Linked DNA regions of Homo sapiens: regions 1 and 2 are each linked to region 3. The links are chromatin contacts, found by Hi-C or POLR2A ChIA-PET in ENCODE. All regions are on one chromosome and are shown on one strand. Each heading gives the region's core, a stretch centred on a gene start or an enhancer-like site at or near the end of the contact. The rest is flanking DNA. Distances are from core to core; before and after follow the strand shown. Region 1 overlaps NEK7 (NIMA related kinase 7). Region 2 overlaps NEK7 (NIMA related kinase 7). Region 3 overlaps ATP6V1G3 (ATPase H+ transporting V1 subunit G3).

The links. A loop is a pair of places that touch in the nucleus more often than their neighbours do. ChIA-PET counts read pairs that join two places held with the same protein, here RNA polymerase II (POLR2A). Pooled maps may share reads with other maps.
Region 1: a loop to region 3 is called in a pooled map, with 8 times the contacts of the local background. The contact joins two enhancer-like sites. A Hi-C loop is called at or near these places in 2 of 37 single-sample maps with no recorded cell type and 9 of 50 pooled maps. POLR2A ChIA-PET finds 5 or more read pairs at or near these places in 1 of 52 experiments (activated CD4-positive, alpha-beta T cell).
Region 2: a loop to region 3 is called in a pooled map, with 9 times the contacts of the local background. The contact joins two enhancer-like sites. A Hi-C loop is called at or near these places in 2 of 168 maps with a recorded cell type or tissue (CD4-positive, alpha-beta T cell and CD8-positive, alpha-beta T cell), 5 of 37 single-sample maps with no recorded cell type and 10 of 50 pooled maps. POLR2A ChIA-PET finds 5 or more read pairs at or near these places in 3 of 52 experiments (GM12878 and activated CD4-positive, alpha-beta T cell).

What each region holds. Positions count from the first base shown.
Region 1 is chr1:198,257,259-198,259,958 of GRCh38, forward strand. The region is part of intron 3 of NEK7 (NIMA related kinase 7); the gene reads left to right. Among named protein-coding and RNA genes, the nearest start is that of NEK7, 100 kb to the left of the region's middle. Within about 2 kb of position 1,398, at least 2 of the 41 ENCODE cell types and tissues checked have a DNase peak (open chromatin) inside an H3K27ac peak, as active enhancers do.
Region 2 is chr1:198,173,058-198,175,757 of GRCh38, forward strand. The region is part of intron 1 of NEK7 (NIMA related kinase 7); the gene reads left to right. Among named protein-coding and RNA genes, the nearest start is that of NEK7, 17 kb to the left of the region's middle. Within about 2 kb of position 1,359, at least 4 of the 41 ENCODE cell types and tissues checked have a DNase peak (open chromatin) inside an H3K27ac peak, as active enhancers do; they include CD4-positive, alpha-beta T cell and CD8-positive, alpha-beta T cell, where a contact is called at or near this core.
Region 3 is chr1:198,521,907-198,524,606 of GRCh38, forward strand. ATP6V1G3 (ATPase H+ transporting V1 subunit G3) reads right to left here. Exons shown (of 3, transcript NM_001376861.1): 3 at 1,316-1,658. The coding sequence ends at 1,485. Among named protein-coding and RNA genes, the nearest start is that of ATP6V1G3, 17 kb to the right of the region's middle. Within about 2 kb of position 1,450, at least 4 of the 41 ENCODE cell types and tissues checked have a DNase peak (open chromatin) inside an H3K27ac peak, as active enhancers do; they include CD4-positive, alpha-beta T cell and CD8-positive, alpha-beta T cell, where a contact is called at or near this core.

The sequences.
Region 1 (2,700 bases), core at 148-2,647, 260 kb before region 3:
TCCCCAAAGTATTCTTTGATATTGAATGCTTACCTTTTATTTACTTATGTTTGTTAGTTGCTTTAAAGTATTTTTCAAGCAAATAACTTTTTAATTTCTATTAATAAGTTACTTTTTATCATCTTAAGTTTAGATTCTGCATGTTTGCATATAATTAGAAATTAGGATTATATATGATCAGAAATTTGTGGACAATGATAGCACTTCCATAATACATAGGCTGATTTTAATATATTCGTAACCTCTGTGGCTCTGCCTTCAATCTCTTTTTCAGTGTTCATTGTGATTAATAAATTTATCTTGCAGCTTTTATGAACTTCATTTAATCTCTATAGACTTCCTTTCAGATTTCCAATTGTTATTTGAATAAATGAAAACTAAGCATTTGTAAGAATAATTCATAAATGACATTTAAAAGATACAGAACAATTTGGTAAATTAATGTTAGTTTTTACTTGTCAAGGTGGAATAGGCTTTTATCTTTAAAATTAAAGCTTTTTAATTTTAATTACTTGTACTTGCAATCTTAAGCATTTCTAAGCAGATAAGAAACAGAAAATTTCCAGTTTTATGGATTGTTTAACATTTTGGGGTTAAACTACTATATGGCAGACACTGTACTTGACAATAGGGACACAATAGTGGGACACAATAATTAAATCCAACATTTTTGTGTGGAAAATAGACAATAAATCAAATAATTATAGCAAAAAATAAATCAAATAATTATAGCCAAAAAGGAAATGACCATGCTGTGGTATTAGAGACAAACTAGAGGAGGAGAGCATTTTAGATAGAGTGTGCAGCAAAGGCCTCTCCGAGGATGTGAAATTTAAGCGTAGGTGGAGGATAAGGAGTCAGTCATCTGAAGGGTAGTGACAGGAAGGTTCCAGCTGTAGAGCCGGGCACGGTGACTCAACGCCTGTAATCCCAGCATTTTGGGAGGCTGAGGCGGGCAGATGACGAAGTCAAGAGATCAAGACCATCCTGGCCAACATGGTGAAACCCTGTCTCTACTAAAAATACAAAAATTAGCTGGGTGTGGTGGCACACGCCTGTAGTCCCAGCTACCTGGGAGGCTGAGGCAGGAGAATCGCTTGAACCCGGGAGGTGGAGGTTACAGTGAGCCAAGATCACGCCACTGCACTCCAGCCTGGAGACAAAGCAAGACTCTCTCAAAAAAGAAAAACAACAACAACAAAAACTTGCTTAGTATATATTTTTAAGTACTTTGTTTTCTGCATTTTAAATGGTCTTTCTTCTAACAATTTGACATATGCCTTTTTAAGGGGATATTTCTGTTAAGTTACTAGAAGGATTTCATTTCCTTTTAAAGAAATCTAGTGTTAACCTTTTCAGTTTCATTAGCTATGAGTAATTTTGGCAAAATTTTAAGATGACAAAAGAAAACCTTTAAAATGATTCAGAGAATACCAAGAATTTATCAGTCATTACTTGCCTAACCACAGCTCATCCCTTGCTCTTACCAAGTATAAAATGAGTTTAAAAACCTGAAGAAACTTTGGTGGAGCTGAATGAAAATGATGCCTCCTAAAGACTTGTTTGTACATATTATATGCAAGATATTCTTACAAAGTCCATATTTTCACCCAAGACATACTGCTTTTTCTTGCTCATGAAATCATCGGACAGCTTTGAATCTGTGTTTGGGAATGATGTAATCTAAATATTCATTATTATTTATTTTTGTCTTGACTTGTTGGCTGAGAGAAAAAGAAAGATAAGATACTTCTGAATTTCCAGTTAAATGTATTTGTAAATGTATTTTGCTCAGAATTTAGTTTTGCTTTAGATGTGCCATCAATGCTTATTTCTCCCTGTGTTTGAGGAGTGACTTTTGATATTATTGAAAATTCAGTTAAAAATAAAAGTCAATTTGTAATTCTAAATTAATTTTTATAACTTGAATTAAAGATTTTCTATGTAGCATGTTTCTATCTTGATATGTTGTATCTTGTTATGGTTTCCTAAAACTCTTATACATCTATTATTCATTCTTATCTCACTCACCCTCTTTTGTTTTTAAAAATGTTGTTCCACATCATAGAGACATTGATTACTGAGAGATTAAATACATATATGTCTCCAAGTTTGTGATTTTCTTCATTTTAATTACTGGTACTATATGGGCATTATTCTTTCTCTGCCTCCTAAAACAAACAAACAAAAATACCAGGAATTACATCAAGATCTGATATACTTACAATTTTGTGCTTTCCAGTATATCTTTGATTTATCTCAAATTCCTTGTAAATAGCATTTCCTGAGAATGGCATCAGCATTTATGATGTGTCAAGAATCAGTTATTTCTCATGCCATTTTGATTTAAAGTGCAAGTAGTCTGTGTGTGTGTGTTTCATACCTATAACTAATATCAAGTTCAAATTTTTCTGTTTCCATTAGTGTTTGTTTTATTGTTTAACATGTTGATATAATAATCCCTTTGGGGGAATGAATGGCATTTCTATGTGAAATTGCTAAATGTAAAGCTTATTCCTTCAGTTCAAGAACTTTCGATTTTACACACACACTCACACACACACACACATATATATTTTCCTGAAGGGCATTACGCATTCCTGCTTATATAAATCAGTTATTGAGAGCCCTTCCAGCCAGCCATGCTCACCCCCATTAAGGTTCTTACATCACTTTGAACAAGTAGCACTTACAAGTTGC
Region 2 (2,700 bases), core at 109-2,608, 350 kb before region 3:
AGAGAGACTGATATATAGCAGCAGAGGAGTCTGTCTAAAGAAGGTGTGTTGGGGGCCTTGTCCATTCTTTCCCACTTAAAAGTGCAGTTTTTCGGATGTGGTGGCTCATGTCTATAATTCTACCACTTTGGGAGGCCGAAGTGGGAGGATTGCTTGAGACTGGGAGTTCAAGACCAGCATGAGCAACATAGGGAGACCCTGTCTCTACAAAAAATTAAAAAATTAGCTAGGTGTCATGGTATGTGCCTGTAGTCCCAGCTTCTTGGGAGGCTGAGCTGGGAGGATTGCTTGAGCAAAGGAGTTTGAGGTTATAGTGAGCTATGATTGTGCCACTATACTCTGGCCTGGGAGTCAAAGTGAGACTCTGTCTTTTAAAAAAAAAAAAAAAAAGGACAGCTTTTTTGAAAGGTAAATAAATGCCCAATGAATACTGGAGGAAAGTAAAATTTAACTTGTTATTTGCTGCCTGACTTAAGTATAATATGTGAGGTATTTTTCTTGTCAACATAAAATAATATCATTTCCATTCTTAATAAATCTGTTTTTAAAGCCTCTTAGTATAGACCATCTTTATGACACTTTAGCATTCTTTAGTTGGAATATGGATTTTCACAGATTCAGGTTTCTGAAAACAAAATTTAACTGCTGTCAATTATATAATTTCATTTTGAAAGCCTATAGTCAGTATTAATTAGATTTTCATTTATTTGGTCATATTTTTATATAAAAAACTTTATAATTAAAGTTTTTTTTATAGAACATCGTAGATAGCTTTATCAGCATAACATTATGTTATTCCTGCTTTTAATTTTTCTTATTCTTTGGATAGTATTTCCATAAAGTCATAGTTTTACATGTAAGTGTGCCAGAGAAAGTACATTTGTTTCTAGTATATGTTTATGTTTGTTAAAAGACATTCACACAGAGTTTGGCATGATTTTATAGTCTGTGCTCAAAAGAGCAAGAGAGAAATTGCAAGATAGTGCAGGTCAGAATTGAAATAATTTGGCAGAGTTTGGTGAGAAAGCTTGCTTAGCAGCTGCCTAGGTTAACTTTGCACCATCCATTCAAAGCATAGTTCAGTTCTGAGATATAAAAATATATAACCAATTAAATTTAGTTTCCCAGAGGTAAATTTTAAAATGTAAAATATAACTTTGATTTACCTTGTAAGTACATTGAAACATCTTGTTATTAAGTACAAGGATAGTTTTATATTTATGAGGCAGTGGCTTTTATATACTTCCTTTTTTCCTTCCTTTCTTAATTTTACGTTTTTGAAATCTTAATTTGCATTGACGTTTATGCTTGGTAAAAAAAAAAATCTCAAAGGTACAAGTATTATGCTTCGTTTCTTGTGTACGTGGGGAGGTGGGTAGGAGGGGGAGGAAGGCAGTGAGTTTTCCAAGAAGTAAAGTAACAGACTAAATTTCTGTTGCTAAACATCGATTGTGTCCTACTAACCTAATTATACATTAAATAGACTCTTGTTATGACTAACTCAGGTCCTAAGAATGCAGTCAGGGCCTAAGTGGGGCTTAGTGAAAAAGTTCATTGCAGAGGACATCAGAAGACCTGAGCTAGAGTCAGTCATTGCTTTACCACTGAGATCAGGGCCTCAGTTTCCTTGTCCAGTTTTCAGCAGCATCAAGAGGAATAATGGATAGGAAAGCATTGTGTTTTTTTTTGTTTTTGTTTTTTGTTGTTTTTTTTGGGGGGGGACAGGGTCTTGCTCTGTCACCCAGGCTGGAGCATTGTGGCAGGATCATGGCTCACTGCAGCCTCAACCTCCTGGGCTCAAGTGATCCTCCCACCTTACTGACCAAGTAGCTAGGACCACAGGTGTGAACCACCTTACTGGGCTAATATTTTAATTTTTTGTACAGATGGGGGTCTCATTGTGTTGTTTAGGCTGGTCTCAAACTCTGAGACTCAAGTGAGCCTCCCACCGTGGCTTCCCAAAGTTCTAGGATTACAGGCATGAGGCACTGTACCGTGCCTGTTAGGAAAGCTTTTAAAACTACTTTATGGTTTATTGTAAACTGTAGTATGTAAATAAGAGAGGATTTTGAAAGTTCAGGAATAATCAATGCATAGAACAGTGTCTGTAATAGAGTAGGTATGCAAAAAATATTTGTTAAATGAATAAATATGAGCAGTTGATAAGTCTTTCTATAAGGATTAAATGTAAAACCATGTGTTAATTTTGAAAATTCCATTAAATTTTTCTTTTATTTAAATGTGTTTTTCATTTTTTGTGTGTGATTTTTCTGTTATTGAGTACTTGTTACAGACCAAAGGCTTTTAAAAACAAATGACCTTACCATAAATAATTCATACTAATGAAAGTATTTCCAAGTACTAGCCTGTATTCCATAAGGCCTTATCAACTTCGTTATGATAAAATTCATACTATGAATTATTTAGTACAAGGAATTCAGTAGAATGTTTTTTAAATCTGGTTTTGAAGATGGGGCCAAGCTATTTATCTTAGCTCTTTAAATCAGTTTGGTTGTCATGATTTTTCTAGTATTACAGCTGAATGATTAGCTTAGTGAGCATGTGCTTTTGCCAGACTTTAGTTGTTGCTATGTGACTAACTGAATGACATATAAAAACATGAGGGGAATTTGTAATAGCATTCTGTGTCCACAGTTAACCTAAACAAATACAAAGTCTATCAAAAGCTTTTTGGACATA
Region 3 (2,700 bases), core at 200-2,699:
GGGCCACACAGCAGAAGGTGAGTGGTAGTTGAGCAAGCATTACCACCTGAGCATGGCCTCCTGTCAAATCAGCAGCGGCATTAGATTATCATAGGAGCGCGAATCCTATTGTGAACTGCACATGTGAGGGATTTAGGTTGCATGTCCCTTATGAGACTCTAATGCCTGATGATCTGAGGTGGAACAATTTCATCCCAAAACTATCTTACCCCACTACCCCTCCATTCTTGGAAAAATTGTCTTCCACGAAACTGGTCCCTGGTGCTAAAAAGGTTGGGGACCACTGATCTAAAACAATGATCAATTAAAACCATTTCAGTTTATGATTTTAATTCCAGTCTAAACAAAAGTTAATTATTGTTACCAAACTATACATATAATCAGAGATTCATATAATTGAAGATTATATGAATAGTTTGGTGACAATAATTAACTTTTGTTTAGACTGGAATTAAAATTTGTCTGCATATATTACTGGAAAATCAAAGACTTTATAGCACCCATGCTTCTTACTAATGCAAATATAGGAGCTGTGCAGGTAAGCAGTTTGGTAAGAAGTAAAGGGTGTGAACATTGGAGTCACATTGCCCAGTTCAAAGCTCAGTGCTGCCACTGTTATCCAAACAACTCCAGATAAGTTCCTTCATCTTTGCATCTCATTTTGTAAAACAAGAGCACTAATACTGCTTACAAGGTAGGATTGAGATGATATATACATTGCACTAACAAAATACTTAGTATTTAACAAGAGTTTAGCTTAGCTGTAACTAGGAGACTGGGCTAGTGGCACACTAACCTAGTATATCTCCTGGGAGTTTTCTTTGTATTTCTTTTTTTTTTTTTTCAAAGCTCCAAAATCTATGTTATTAGCTTATTTATCATTTACTTTTTTCTTTTAAAAATAATATCTGTTTAGTTGAGGTCAGACAGACAGAATGATTATAAACCCCATCTATGTTTAAAAGTGGCTATATAACCCATCATTCTTTGTCTCTATCTCTCTGTTTTACTGGTTTCCCATTGATTACTGAATTAAATAAGACCCTTGACATGTTCATTTTTAGATCTGTTGAAGAGTCATAATTATATCTTGCTTAAAGATTATCTTTTAGCAAATTACCATTTAATACAATTAAGAGCACATTTTCTAAATCGATGAAAAGGAGAAGAAATAAAAAACCCATGCCCACTAAAAAGCTGTCATGACCATGTTTTTCTTTCAAGTGTTAAAAAACATGTTACTATTTTGCATTCTTGACTTACTCCAAGTTAAGTGACAAGGTCATAATTATTACTAGAAAAGATATAGCAACAGTTGTATTTTGTTTTGTTTAATTCAGTGCCGATGTATGAGTTATGTCACATTTCCTGTAAATGTAAATTTAAGGTTCTCATTTCAAATTTCTCAACATAAAAATACGAAGCCATAAGCAACCAGGTGGCACTCACACACCTTTTTTTTTCTTGAAAACTGTGATGTACATTTAGTTGGTGGCTCTGTAGTTCACATGGATTTCTGGTTTCATGTCACAGACCATGCTCAAGAGCTGGTTCATCACACTTTCCATATACTTATTGTAGTGTCCATTAAGTTCTTGTATCTTCCCTAGTGTTTGTTCTTCTATTTCATCTGAGAGATTATTCTGAGAGCCCATTATCTACCAAAACAAAACAGACAGAATTCACATCATAATACAATTGTTTTACAAGTTAAATTTGTCCTAGCCTGTTTACTGATGATTGTCCTACAATGCACAATTATGTACTCCTTTTCTAGATTTTTTCAGAGAACCAACAAGATCATCAATGCCATGAGTGGGAAGGATGAACTTTCATAAAATATTGAAACTGGTCATAGCAGATTACTTTCACTTTTAACCAACCTCCACATGGTACAAATTGAATACACATTTATAATCATTAAACCATGCCCAGAAGTTCTTTTCCATCACATTTTTCATGTATTTATGACAGTTTCCATTTAGTTCCCATATATTCCCTATTGTTTATTTTCTGAATTATAAGTCTGGAAAACAGAGTTGAAAGACACCATTAAACTCACTTTTGCTGTTTTTTAAAGAGTGTTTAAAAGTTTTAAACAGTTGCTGGTTTTTAAAGAGTGTTTTTCTATTTTTAAAATACATTATCTGAACTGTATCTTGCTTTTATCAGGAAGACAGTCACAATGTGCGCTCTAAGATACTTTTATATGCACAATTTTTTTTTTTTTTTTTTTTAGATGGGTTCTCACTGTGTCGCCCAGGCTGGAGTGCAATAGCGTAGTCTTGGCTCACTGCAACCTTCGCCTCCCAGGTTCAAGCGATTCTCCCACCTCAGCCTCACAAGTAGCTGGGACTACAGGCGTGTGCCATGATACCCTGCTAATTTTTGTATTTTTAGTAGAGACCGGGTTTCACTTTGTTGGCCAGGCTGGTCTCGAACTCCTGACCTGGTAATCCGCCTTCCTCAGCCTCCCAAAGTGCTGGGATTACAAGTGTGAGTCACAGCGCCTGGCTGCCGAAGTGTGTTTCTTTGGGTAATAGATATTATCTTGAACACTTAGTGTAAGTTGTACTTCTTTAAAATTGAGTGTGCTTGTTCATTTAGTTACATCATAATTGTAGACACAGTTTAATATATCTTTCTAATTGCTCTTTAATTGGCAGTGATTCCCAGTATTTTCTATTATCTCCTCTTTCC